2 separate regions of the Mus musculus genome follow, and region 1 is linked to region 2. The links are chromatin loops, found by intact Hi-C in ENCODE. Cell type or tissue: left cerebral cortex. All regions are shown on one strand. Links, peaks and the distances in the headings refer to the core of each region. The heading gives the core; the rest is flanking DNA.

The links. A loop is a pair of places that touch in the nucleus more often than their neighbours do. Peaks named below come from ENCODE experiments on the same cell type or tissue, not always from the same donor. Only the 100,000 strongest peaks of a DNase experiment are listed, where the experiment ranks them.
Region 1: it touches region 2 in a loop (8-fold over the local background); 3 of 42 quality-filtered maps call a loop at or near these places.

Annotation. Positions count from the first base shown.
Region 1 is chr16:96,552,619-96,557,999 of GRCm38, reverse strand. No RefSeq gene overlaps it. Among named protein-coding and RNA genes, the nearest start is that of Pcp4, 88 kb to the right of the region's middle. In left cerebral cortex, for the core only: no CTCF peak of the experiment used is centred there; a DNase peak (open chromatin) is centred at 2,399.
Region 2 is chr16:96,627,690-96,633,070 of GRCm38, reverse strand. Dscam (DS cell adhesion molecule) reads left to right here. Exons shown (of 33, transcript NM_031174.4): 28 at 3,673-3,703. Among named protein-coding and RNA genes, the nearest start is that of Gm32509, 89 kb to the left of the region's middle. In left cerebral cortex, for the core only: no CTCF peak of the experiment used is centred there; DNase peaks (open chromatin) are centred at 2,584 and 4,856; H3K27ac peaks cover 2,697 bases.

The DNA.
Region 1 (5,381 bases), core at 151-5,150, 75 kb after region 2:
CACCATCACTTGTAACACTGGACTTCTCAGACTGCTGGGTTATGAGAAATAAAGTTCTTTATATAGTAAGTCACACAGTCTAGAGCATTTTGTCACAGCAGCAGAAGAAAGACTAAAACAAAATTCAATGACAAGATACACTTTCCTTCCCAAGCTGCTGTCACCCCTGAACTTGCACCTTACCACAAAGAGAGAAGAATAAAAACATCAATCAGTGGAGGCTCATGATGCCTCTCCTGGACTCTCTAGACTGGTTCACCACTGGGTAGAGACTTAGGACATAAACATGAGAGTGAGGCTGCACTTTGGGTTACCTGGATTCGAAGATGGAGACCCGTTGTCAGTGTAGAAACTTGAGTATCAAGATCATGAACTCCACATCTTTATCTAGGACAGTTATGCAGTCCTCTATCATAAAGCACCATCTATTTACTCTGGAGTTCATAAATTCACAAGAATCCCCAAATCTGGGTATAATACATATACATCATCTTATAGGCTTTTGCATAAACATTAGCCAGTAAAACACAAGAAAGTTCTGAATGCTTAGATGTTTGTATTTGCCTTTGAATTTACATTATGAGATCAAATTGTCATTACTATCATTGATTACCAGCAATACATAGGCCAGTAAGTAACACATGACTTCAGCATGTATCTCAGAGATCTGTGAGAAGTCTGGCTTCCTTTCAACGGGGGTCTATCTAGTGCCTGAGTTTAAGTACTACTTATGTTAAGAAAACAGAAGATAGAGTCAAAGAATCAGGACTGCATCCTGACTGGCCAGTTATTTCATTCTGTAGCATGTGTATGACACAATTACAAATTTTCCAAGAAATGTAGTGCATGTTGCAAGTAACCCACATGCTGTAGATAGAGATGTTCTTAGTTGTTTTAATTACATTCAATTCTACATGGTGTGTGTGTATACATTTTGAAAAGTAACACAAATCTGAAAGTTTACCATGAGAGTCCTGACCATGAATGTCCATACCTTCTCTATAATAAAGTGGACAACCAACATCTAGTCCATCCCTTGAGGGCCCATCAGTTTGGATAAACTAGAATTGCTATTTCTGAAGAGATAATTTATCAGCTTTGGGACTGCAAAGGAAAATGAGTTCCCAACAGCTGGTGGGGGCGGAGCAGGTGGAGCAGGAAATCTATCATCATTCTTCCTCTGCAAGGAGCTGGATGACTTTCTTACATGGGATGTTGACTCTGGCTCACAGCCTAGGGCAGTGAGCATGTCATCACCACCAAGGGGCAAGAGGATGACTCTATTAAACTGAGCACAAAGTCAATCGGCACCATATCACCAAAATTAAGACACCACGTCTAAATGTCTTTTAGCTTCCCAATGACAGATTTGTGTCAGAACACAGAATGGCTATTTAAAATGCCTGATGGGTTGCTAGCTCCGAGGCCAGGGTGGGAGAGGCTAGTCGTATAAAACAGCAGAAAGCCTTCAGAGCTGCATCACTAAAGACCCTTCAATGGGAGGAAGTTGGTTGTTCTTTTCTCTAAACTCCAGAACTCTCTGCCTGCAGAACAGGAGCAGGACCATCTTTACCTGATGCCTGAACACATTTGGAACAAAGTGTGAGGAGTGGGTAGAGTGCTTCCCTAGCATGTAGAAGGCCCTGGGTATAGTTGCTCCTATCTGTAATCATGGCATTTATGAGTTATCATGCCAGGATACATGAGACCTTGTCTTTAAAAACAAAAGTATAAAGAAGGGAATATGAAATGGATAGAAGTCAGCAGTGACAAGGAGCCTGTCACCTTGAGTTTCCAGGTGCTAAAGCATATAAAGCCATTGAGAATGGCTCTCTGAACCTTTATAAACAAACCGAGAAATATAATACAAACAGAGTTATCTATCTAACGGCTGTATTTATCTAGCAGAGATAGCCTGAGCCAACCCCTTTGCTCTCAGGTCTTAACTTTAACTGATCTTAGAGCATTCCAAAGGTTCAAACCTAACACCAATAGTCAGTAAGAGCAGACAGGAAAAACACACACCCATCTTTAAAAAAATTTCTATTTCCTACTAGACACCTACTACCCAGATCCTTATAGTCACAAAGTTAATGGCCATCCTCCAAACTCCTTCATAATGCTTTGTGCTTTAAGTATATGACCAGTTAGTTAGTAAAAGCTCTTTTGTTTCTTTCTCATAAACTACTACAATCCATTTCTGCTATTATAACAAAATGACAAAAGCCGGTTGATTTACAAAGTACAGAAATACATTTCTCACAGTTTTAGAGACTGAGACGACTAAAATCAAGGTGCCAGCTTTGCTAAGGCTGTGTCACCATAAGACAGAAGGTATTACATCGCAGAGGGACAAAGGCAGGGAGTGGGAGTGCTGGGAATGACGGAGAGAAGGAAAAGATGAGGTCCCCAATCCAGAAAGTCCCTCACAGACATTCCCCCTCCCACATGTTTCTAAATCTAGTCAAGTTGAAGATTAAGACTAACCATCACACTGAGCTTCAGAGAGTGTGGGAGGGAAGGGAGTTGGAAACCTGAGGGAAATAAGGAAGAGGCACATTAGCCATTGCCCAGAAAGTCACAAAGAAACCAGCTAGGATAAGTGTGGCGGTAGGGGGAGGGGAGGGAGGAAGAGAGAGAGAAGGAGGGAGAGAGGGAGAGAGAGAGAAGAAGGGAGAGAGAGAAAGGGAGAGGGAGAGGGGGGTCAACTAGGAAATTATACAGGATACTCTCACAGTGAAAGAAACGGACACCACAAAGTGGATTTCTCTAGTAGCATCTACAGGCTCAAGACTAGAATAAAAACGCATGTACACACAGACACACAAGAAAGAAACTCTCAGAGAAGGATTCGGCCAGTGTTAGGCAACATCAAGTAGGCTGGTGAAATTTTAGCTGACACTGGGTCTTAGGAGGATAGCAGAAGGACAGTTGAAATAGCTGCTCACCCAGGTCAAGTGGGACAACTGGAAGAGACCAAAGATTAGGAAATGCAGAGAGGTGACTAGCAGTTTTGATGGAGAAGTCTCCATAGTAGTGAGTGGCCAGAGGAGACCTGTGATGAGGAATTTGCCTCCTGATAACTCTATTTCGTTGTAAGATATGGAAAAGGTCATAATGACAATAGGATTGAACGTTATGGTGTCTTTAGAAAGATTAAAAACTGTGTAGTACTCCATTGTGTAAATGTACCATGTTTTCTGTATCCATTCCTCTGTTGGGGACATCAGAGTTCTTTCCAGCTTCTGGCTACTATAAATAAGGCTGCTATGAACATAGTAGAGCATGTGTCATTATTACATGTTAGAGCATCTTCTGGATATATGCCCAGGAGTGGTATTGCTGGATCCTCCAGTAGAACTATCCCCAATTTTCTGAGGAACTGCCAAACTGATTTCCAGAGTGGTTGTACAAGCCTGCAATCCCACCAGCAATGGAGGAGTGTTCCTCTTCCTCCACATCCTTGCCAGCATCTGCTGTCACCTGAGTTTTTGATCTTAGCCATTCTGACTGGTACGAGGTGGAATCTCAGGGTTGTTTTGATTTGCATTTCCCTGATGACTAAGGATGTTGAACTTTTTTTTTTTTTTTTTTAGGGGCTTCTCAGCCATTCGGTATTTCTCAGTTGAGAATTCTTTCTTAGACAAATGGATGGATCTGGAGGATATCATCCTGAGTGAGGTAACCCAATCACAAAAGAACACTCATGATATGCACTCACTGGTAAGTAGATATTAGCCCAGAAACTTGGAATAGCCAAGATATAATTTGCAAAGCACATGAAACTCAAGCAGAAGGAAGACCAAAGTGTGGATACTTTGGTCCTTCTTAGAAGGGGAACAAAATACCCAAGAGAGGAGATACAGAGACAAAGTGTGAAGCAGAGACTAAAGGAATGACCATCCAGAGACTGCCCCTCCTGGGGATCCATCTCATAAACAACCACCAAAAACCAAACCCTATTGTGGATGCTAACAAGAGTTTGCTGACAGGAGCCTGATAAAGTTGTCTCCTGAAAGACTTTGCCAGTGCCTGACAAATACAGAAGTGGATGCTCACAGCCATCCATTGGAAGGAGCACAGGGTCCCCAATGAAGGAGCTAGAGAATGTACCCAAGTAGCTGAAGGGGTTTGCAGCACCATAGGAGGAACAACAATATGAACTAACCAGTACCCCTAGAGCTCCCAGGGACTAAATCACCAACCAAAGAAAACAAAGGGTGGGACTCGTGGCTCTAACTGCATATGTAGCAGAGGGTGGCCTAGTCAGTCATCAATGGGAGGAGAGGCCCTTGGTCCTGTGAAGGTTATATGCCCCAGTATAGGGGACTGCTAGAGCCAGGAAGCAGGAGTGGGTGGGTTGGTGAGCAGGGGGAGGGAAGAAGGGATAGGGGGTTTTCGGAAGGGAAACCAGGAAAGGGGATAACATTTGAAATGTGAATAAAGAAAATATCTCATAAAAAAAAGAAATGTAAAATATAAAAAATAAAATAATAATAATAACAATAAAGATTAAAAACGACTACCCCCAACAACTGCCATGCTCTCCCAGGTCTGAGAAGCCCTGGGCAGACCCATCCTCTTCTTCTGTTTAATCTCTTACCTCTGCACCCTATCCTAAGCAAAAGGAAAATGTGTTATGGGCGCTTTTTAGTTAAGTCCTAAGTTTTAAGAAAGATTTTGTAATAGATGTTTCCTTGTTCACAGGCAACAGCAATCCTCTAAAACTTCTATTCAAGCTGTTAAAAATAAAAAAATAGATATAACATTTTCTGAAAAGTCACTCCTTTAAGAATGCCTGCCCATTTTCTTTTTGAGTCCTAGCTAAAAAGAACATATAAACTTACAAAAAAAAAAAAAAAATCCACCTGGCTCTTGAAATTTGAAGTGGAAAACATTGGGTCAGCATGTTTTAAAGGAAGCAGCAAGGAAGAATATCCAATTCATGTGCCGCTCAGCTTATCTATAAAACATTAATATTTATGGAAGTGCATTTCAGGGAAAGCTTAAAGAAAACATGACAAAGAAAATGAAGCAAAGACAGTTGGGTGATGCCAGTGACCCCAGTATACCAAGCTAGCCTTTCCTCTAGGCTACAGTTACCCTACAGTTACCTAGCAACGGCCTGGTATGAGCCAGGAGCCAAGCATATAAGGACTGTTCTGGCTTCTCTCTCTCTCTCTCTCTCTCTCTCTCTCCCTCCCTCTCTCTCCCCTTCCTCCCTCCCTCCCTCCCTCCCTCTCCCCTCTCCTCCCCTTTTCCTTCTCATATGAGTCCTTCTCATATGAGTTGATTTATCTGAGGGAAAGCTTTGGCATATGCCTAACAGAGGCACTCCCTTCCCCCACAGCACCACTGCCATAGTTTTATAAAACGCATCA
Region 2 (5,381 bases), core at 57-5,056:
GTACCCACCTGGGATCCCAGCACTGGAAAGGCCCAAGGCAAGATCAGGAGTCTGAACCAAGCCTGGGCCATATAGCAAGACCCTATCTCAAAACAGCAACAAAAGAGTGCCCTGAAAAAGTCTCTGGGCCACTTCCCTACTTACGGACTGGGCTGTACTCAAGAGATAAAGAGGAAGAAGAAGAAAAAGAATATAGGCATTTAAATGGGTGGGCACGTGGGAAGATTCAGCTGTAGGCAACTAGAAGAGCTCTGGTGTCAATTGCTGCTGGATCCAGGAGGGAGCAGAGAGAACCCATAGCTGCGGAACAGGAGGAACTTGGAGAAGTTGCAAGTTCGGGGTTTGGGGGTGGGGCAGTGTAGAATGGAAAATGTGTTGGAGTCACCATGGAAGCTCCCATTGAGCAACACTGTGCTGAAGAGCTCCTCGGCAGGAGTCCCTTTGAGAGCATCCATCGCAAGGGTGGCCCAGGGAAGCACAGGGCAAGTCAAGTGTCCTTCTCGGTGCTGCTTCTTTAGGGAATGGAAAGCCCAGCTTGGAGCAGGAATCACCTAGTGTTGGTGTCTGAGCTAGAAAAAACCAACAACATAAAGCTCTATGAGAATATGTGTTGCAGGGGGAGAACAACTCACCCTGGGTGTCCTAGAACTTAAGGGGCATTTGGTGTAAGACGGCAGCGGACAGCCACTGTGGTGGCCCGCAACCCCAGCTCTGGACCCGCTAAAGGTAGCACATATTGCGATAGCTGCCTGAGGCCCGAGGGAAAGGATCCTAAATTTCATTAAGGAAGCTAATTTGAAAGCCTCCGTCACCATTAGAGATCCTATATTCCAGAACTATTAAAATGTACTCACTTGCTCCAGAAACACTCCTTCCCCTAAATGAAAGCATGTCTGAGATGTGCCTCCGGCTCTTCACCCCTCCCTATGTGAACGTGAACAATGCTCCAAGTCTCATCTCTGCTCAGATCCCTCCCTAATGTGACTCTTAGCCAGTCTCTAAACAGCCTCACCTAACACCTTCTAGCTTTAAAACAGGTCCCCCAGCTCTCCATATCCTACCAGACTCTGGTCTCATCCTGTGCACCCCAATTCTAGCCTTTCTCTGAATTCCATGCAGTCCCCACCCTATCACAACTGGTAGAGCTCTGATTTTTTTTTTTTTTCAATTTATCTCCAAAGGCAACATCACATAACACTATCATTTGCAACCCCAAACTACTGGAATTCTTAACCCAGTGCTCACAGATTCTCACCTGGACCCCCGTAGGAAGCTGGTAGCAGAACATTGTACCCAACTTCCTGTCTAAACCTTCTGAGTAAGAGACATGATGAATGCTGGGGTCTGCCCCCCCCCCCGACCCTCTACCACCATGTTTGCAAGCAGCATCCCCCTCATCTTAGCCAGGTAACAGTTTTCAGACCACACTAGTCACCTCTATGATGTTGGGGCCACCCTCATCCATCACCATGCAAGCGAACTCTCTATTGAGTAAAACAGAGCTGTCCTTTCCTGAACACACACATTATTCCAGTGCCTGTAAATTTTCTGTGGAGCGCATGGCCCACCAATTCTAACCCCTCAAGTTCCAAGTCTCTTCTAAACAGATCAGTCTCCCTAGCTCCTGAGATTGGCCCATCCTGATACACCACTATCCTTAGATAATTTCCCTTACCCTGCTGAGGCCAGGTGTCTGTTCCTTGGTACCCCTCAGGGTCTGACTCTCATTCTGCTCCAGGTATCAAGGACCACTAAAACAGCAAAGAAATTGTCCGTGCTGTAAACACTGGACAGACCTCTCACCACTGGACATATTCACAACTCACTCTCCTCATCTCTAAATGCCACATAGTAATACTAAGAGGGACTTAACCTGCACTCCTAAGAAGCATGGTATGATACAGATCCTTAGAGCATGCTCCAGGGTCATGCTACCCTACTCAGGCCATCCAAACTCCAAACTACTCAGCTTAGTTCCAGGGAGCTTGTAGAAAGAAGGAATTCCAACTAGCACAACTTCCCTCAAATTATCAGCTGAGTTGGAAGCAGGGCATGGTAGCTCAAACAGAAGGAAGACATCTGTTCTCAAAGGTCGATATAGGCAGGGTTGACTGACATGGCTTTGGAGCTAAATCCTGAAGTGATCTGAGCCTGAGAAAGAGGCCAGTCAAGACCTCTGCAGTTAGATGAACACTTGGGAATTCTATTGTCCTTTGTGGAGCCCAAGACACCTACCCATCATCCTGAGAAGCCCCCAGGGAGTGCTGAGGCTGACCTGAAGCAAAGACACAGTATATGGCCAAGTGTAGGGGTTGGGTATCTCAGATTTACGAGCCCAGTGTAAGTTGAAGACAAGTGTTAAGTTTGGTCCTCTTTCTTAGCATATTGTACTAGCCCCTGTTGGGTGTTTCATGGAGCTAATTAATCCCAGCTTCTGGCATTCCATAGATATATTTACTTTGTACGTGTTAAATCATTCAGGAAGAGAAGAGACTCGGGCTATTTACTTCATCTTCACAGACAAATATAAAGACACGAGCTGAGAGATTCAGTGCTATTTTGCTTCCTGTGTTTCTCCATGTGGGTGGAATAGAGGGGGCCAGTTTTGTCTTCTAGACTGAACCCATCTGTGCACCATGTTGAGGCTGCCAACGGGAATAGGCATGACCTGGTGGCTTCTAGAACAAGCTTTCTGGTCTTTGGGGTTCCGGGTGATAAGAAATTGACCTGAGGTTGTCTCCATGTCTTCCCACACATGAGACATAACAGGCAAATCACAGCCCGAGAGAAGGAGGTGGAAATGTCCCTACATAGGCGTTCCTTCAGTATGGAGCCACACACCATTAAATAAATTCATTTCCAGAAACTTCTGCTCCTTGAGCAGGATCCCTAACATGAAGTCTTAGAGCAAAGAAAGAAATTAAAAGGAAAAAAAAAAAGGTTTCAGTGTTCCAGGAAAGGAAACTTCACTTTTGCCAGGATTGAATGTGTAAAAAAGCATAAATCATATTTTAAGGGAAGCGAGCATCTCTAAATAGTGTTACCAAATAAGTCGATCTGTCCTACAGTATTTTGAGATTTGTTTCCTTGTGTCAGGGGTGATAACCAGGTCTCCATAAACAGTGTACTGGCCGGCAGGGGAGCAGGGGGTGTACAATAAAGCTTTATTTCTGAGTTTAAAATAAAACATCCAAAGCTTGTAAAACTCAGTGACCAACCTGGGGGCCACAGAGCTCTACACTAAAGCCGCTCTAATGTGATCCAGATTGGACCTAAGTCACGTACGTGTCATTCCTGGGTAATGGAAAGAGTGGGTTTGTTCTCCATAAATGACTTTTCCCCAAATGTTAATTTTTTTGACTGTTGAAAATAAAACTGGGTTTTTCTAGAAGTGACAAACAAATAGTTTGTAATAAAAACTTTAATAGATGTCTGCAATTTTATGGCTGTGGGATACTAATGCATCTTTCTGTTATAAATAAAACCCATAAAAGAGTAGAAGAAATAAGGAACCACAAAGCCCCTGGTCATTAGTGCAACCCTGGTAAACAATTGCACTTGAAATGGCTTGCCATGTAACTGGAGGGCTGGTTATAATGAGTTGATTTCTTCTAAGTAAATGTTGATTATGAGTTATTGATCTTATACTAATATCAGCTTTCTCTTCCCCAGATGCAAAGAGTTTAGCTGAAATGCTCATGAGGTAAGAACATGACACTCACTGTTCCCTGGGCATTATGTGTCAAAAGACAGTTCTAATTTGCTTTGATTACTTCTTAATGATAAGGATGATCTGAGGTTAGTAACATGTTCTCATTTTAGCATGTAGTCTTCATTTACATTCCAAAACATTCATGGGATGTGTGGTTGGCTACACAGACAACAAATGACTGTTTTTATGTATGCCATGCATGGCTGTGTTGTTGACTGGACTCTGAAGCAGGGACCACTGAGACAGGGACCACTGAGGCTGGGACCACTGAGACAAGGACCATTGAAGCTAGGACCACTGAGACAGGGTCAGAGGTGCCGCAGGGAACTTGAGTTTTGCTACTGTTCAGGTAGACAGCCTCCAAGACTTCTAAAAGAGTTAGTCCAGTTCAAGGAAGACCATGAAGGTAAATGTGTTGCCTTTGGAGAACACATAATGGCATGAAGAGGGATTCTGTCCTTTCCTACCTCCCACTTCCCAGTCCCTTAACTTCAAACATGTTTCCCTGTGCACTCTAACCTCTGAACCCTGAAAAATGGTATCAGTGTGATACTGAGCAGGTTGGTACAGGGCCAAATAAAAGATGAAACCAGAAGATAAGGGTCTAGAAAAAAAGAAAACCATCAGGACCCCTTGTAGGGGACATGGGGTCGCCATTTTATGTTGTCTTGCTTGGGAGAAGACAAGGGTGTATCTTCTTCATCTACACATGTAAAGCTGCTATTCACAAGGAGTCCATGTTCTAAATTACCAGTACCTTTAGCAGCAGAGAAAGAGGTCAGGTACCATTGCTGTGCCAAGATTGTTTCTCAGAGGCATTGTTGGAGATGTGTCTTAAACCTGTGTGCATCCCAGATAAAGCACTAATATAGCTGGAATCTAGAATAACTCTGAAATGTTGGGTGACATAGTTAGAAGAATATTGATGTCCTATGCCAAGAATAGGAGAATAGAGGCAGAATATAGACATTTTGATTCTTTAGTGGTTGAGGTTGAGAACTGTTACTTATCAGAGCCCAGGGCCTGTGTGGGTCGTGTTGAATTTGAAGTTCTTTTCACACATCAACGAATTTATCCAATGGACAGATGGCTGCAAGAGTCTTGGGTGAAAGGCAAACAAATCCAAGTTCCCTCAGAACATCTACCTCAGGATGGAGTTCTAATCAGAAAGCATCAGATTTATGTAGGAGATTACACAAATCTGCATAAAATCCCCCAACGCCATGCTCATCTGGAAATCCACATTTGTTTACTAAGCAACTAAGAGGCATTCTTTGTAGCCCCATATGTTGTATCCGGGCTCCTCTGGATTTGTCGGATATGATAAAGCGTCTAAAAGGTGAAGAAGCAAAAGCCACTTGACTTATAATGACTAACTGACTCAGCAGAACAAATTTTATAATGTAGGCTTGAAAACTATGAATTAATTGACATTTAGAATGAGGTAATCTCCCATACAGTTTGATTTTTCTGGCTGCTCTTGCAAAAAGCCCTGCCATGGAAGTAGGCAACTGTGTATGTGGTGAGAGCTGCCTAGAGCTCTTCTTAGTGCCTCTTTAGACAGGTGTGACCACTGCTTACCTCAGCTGCCCCTTGCCAGGGCCATTTTGCTAATCAGGCCCCCAGTAGGGCCTCTCAGCTTCCTGAAAAACTGCAGGCAATTGTGGGA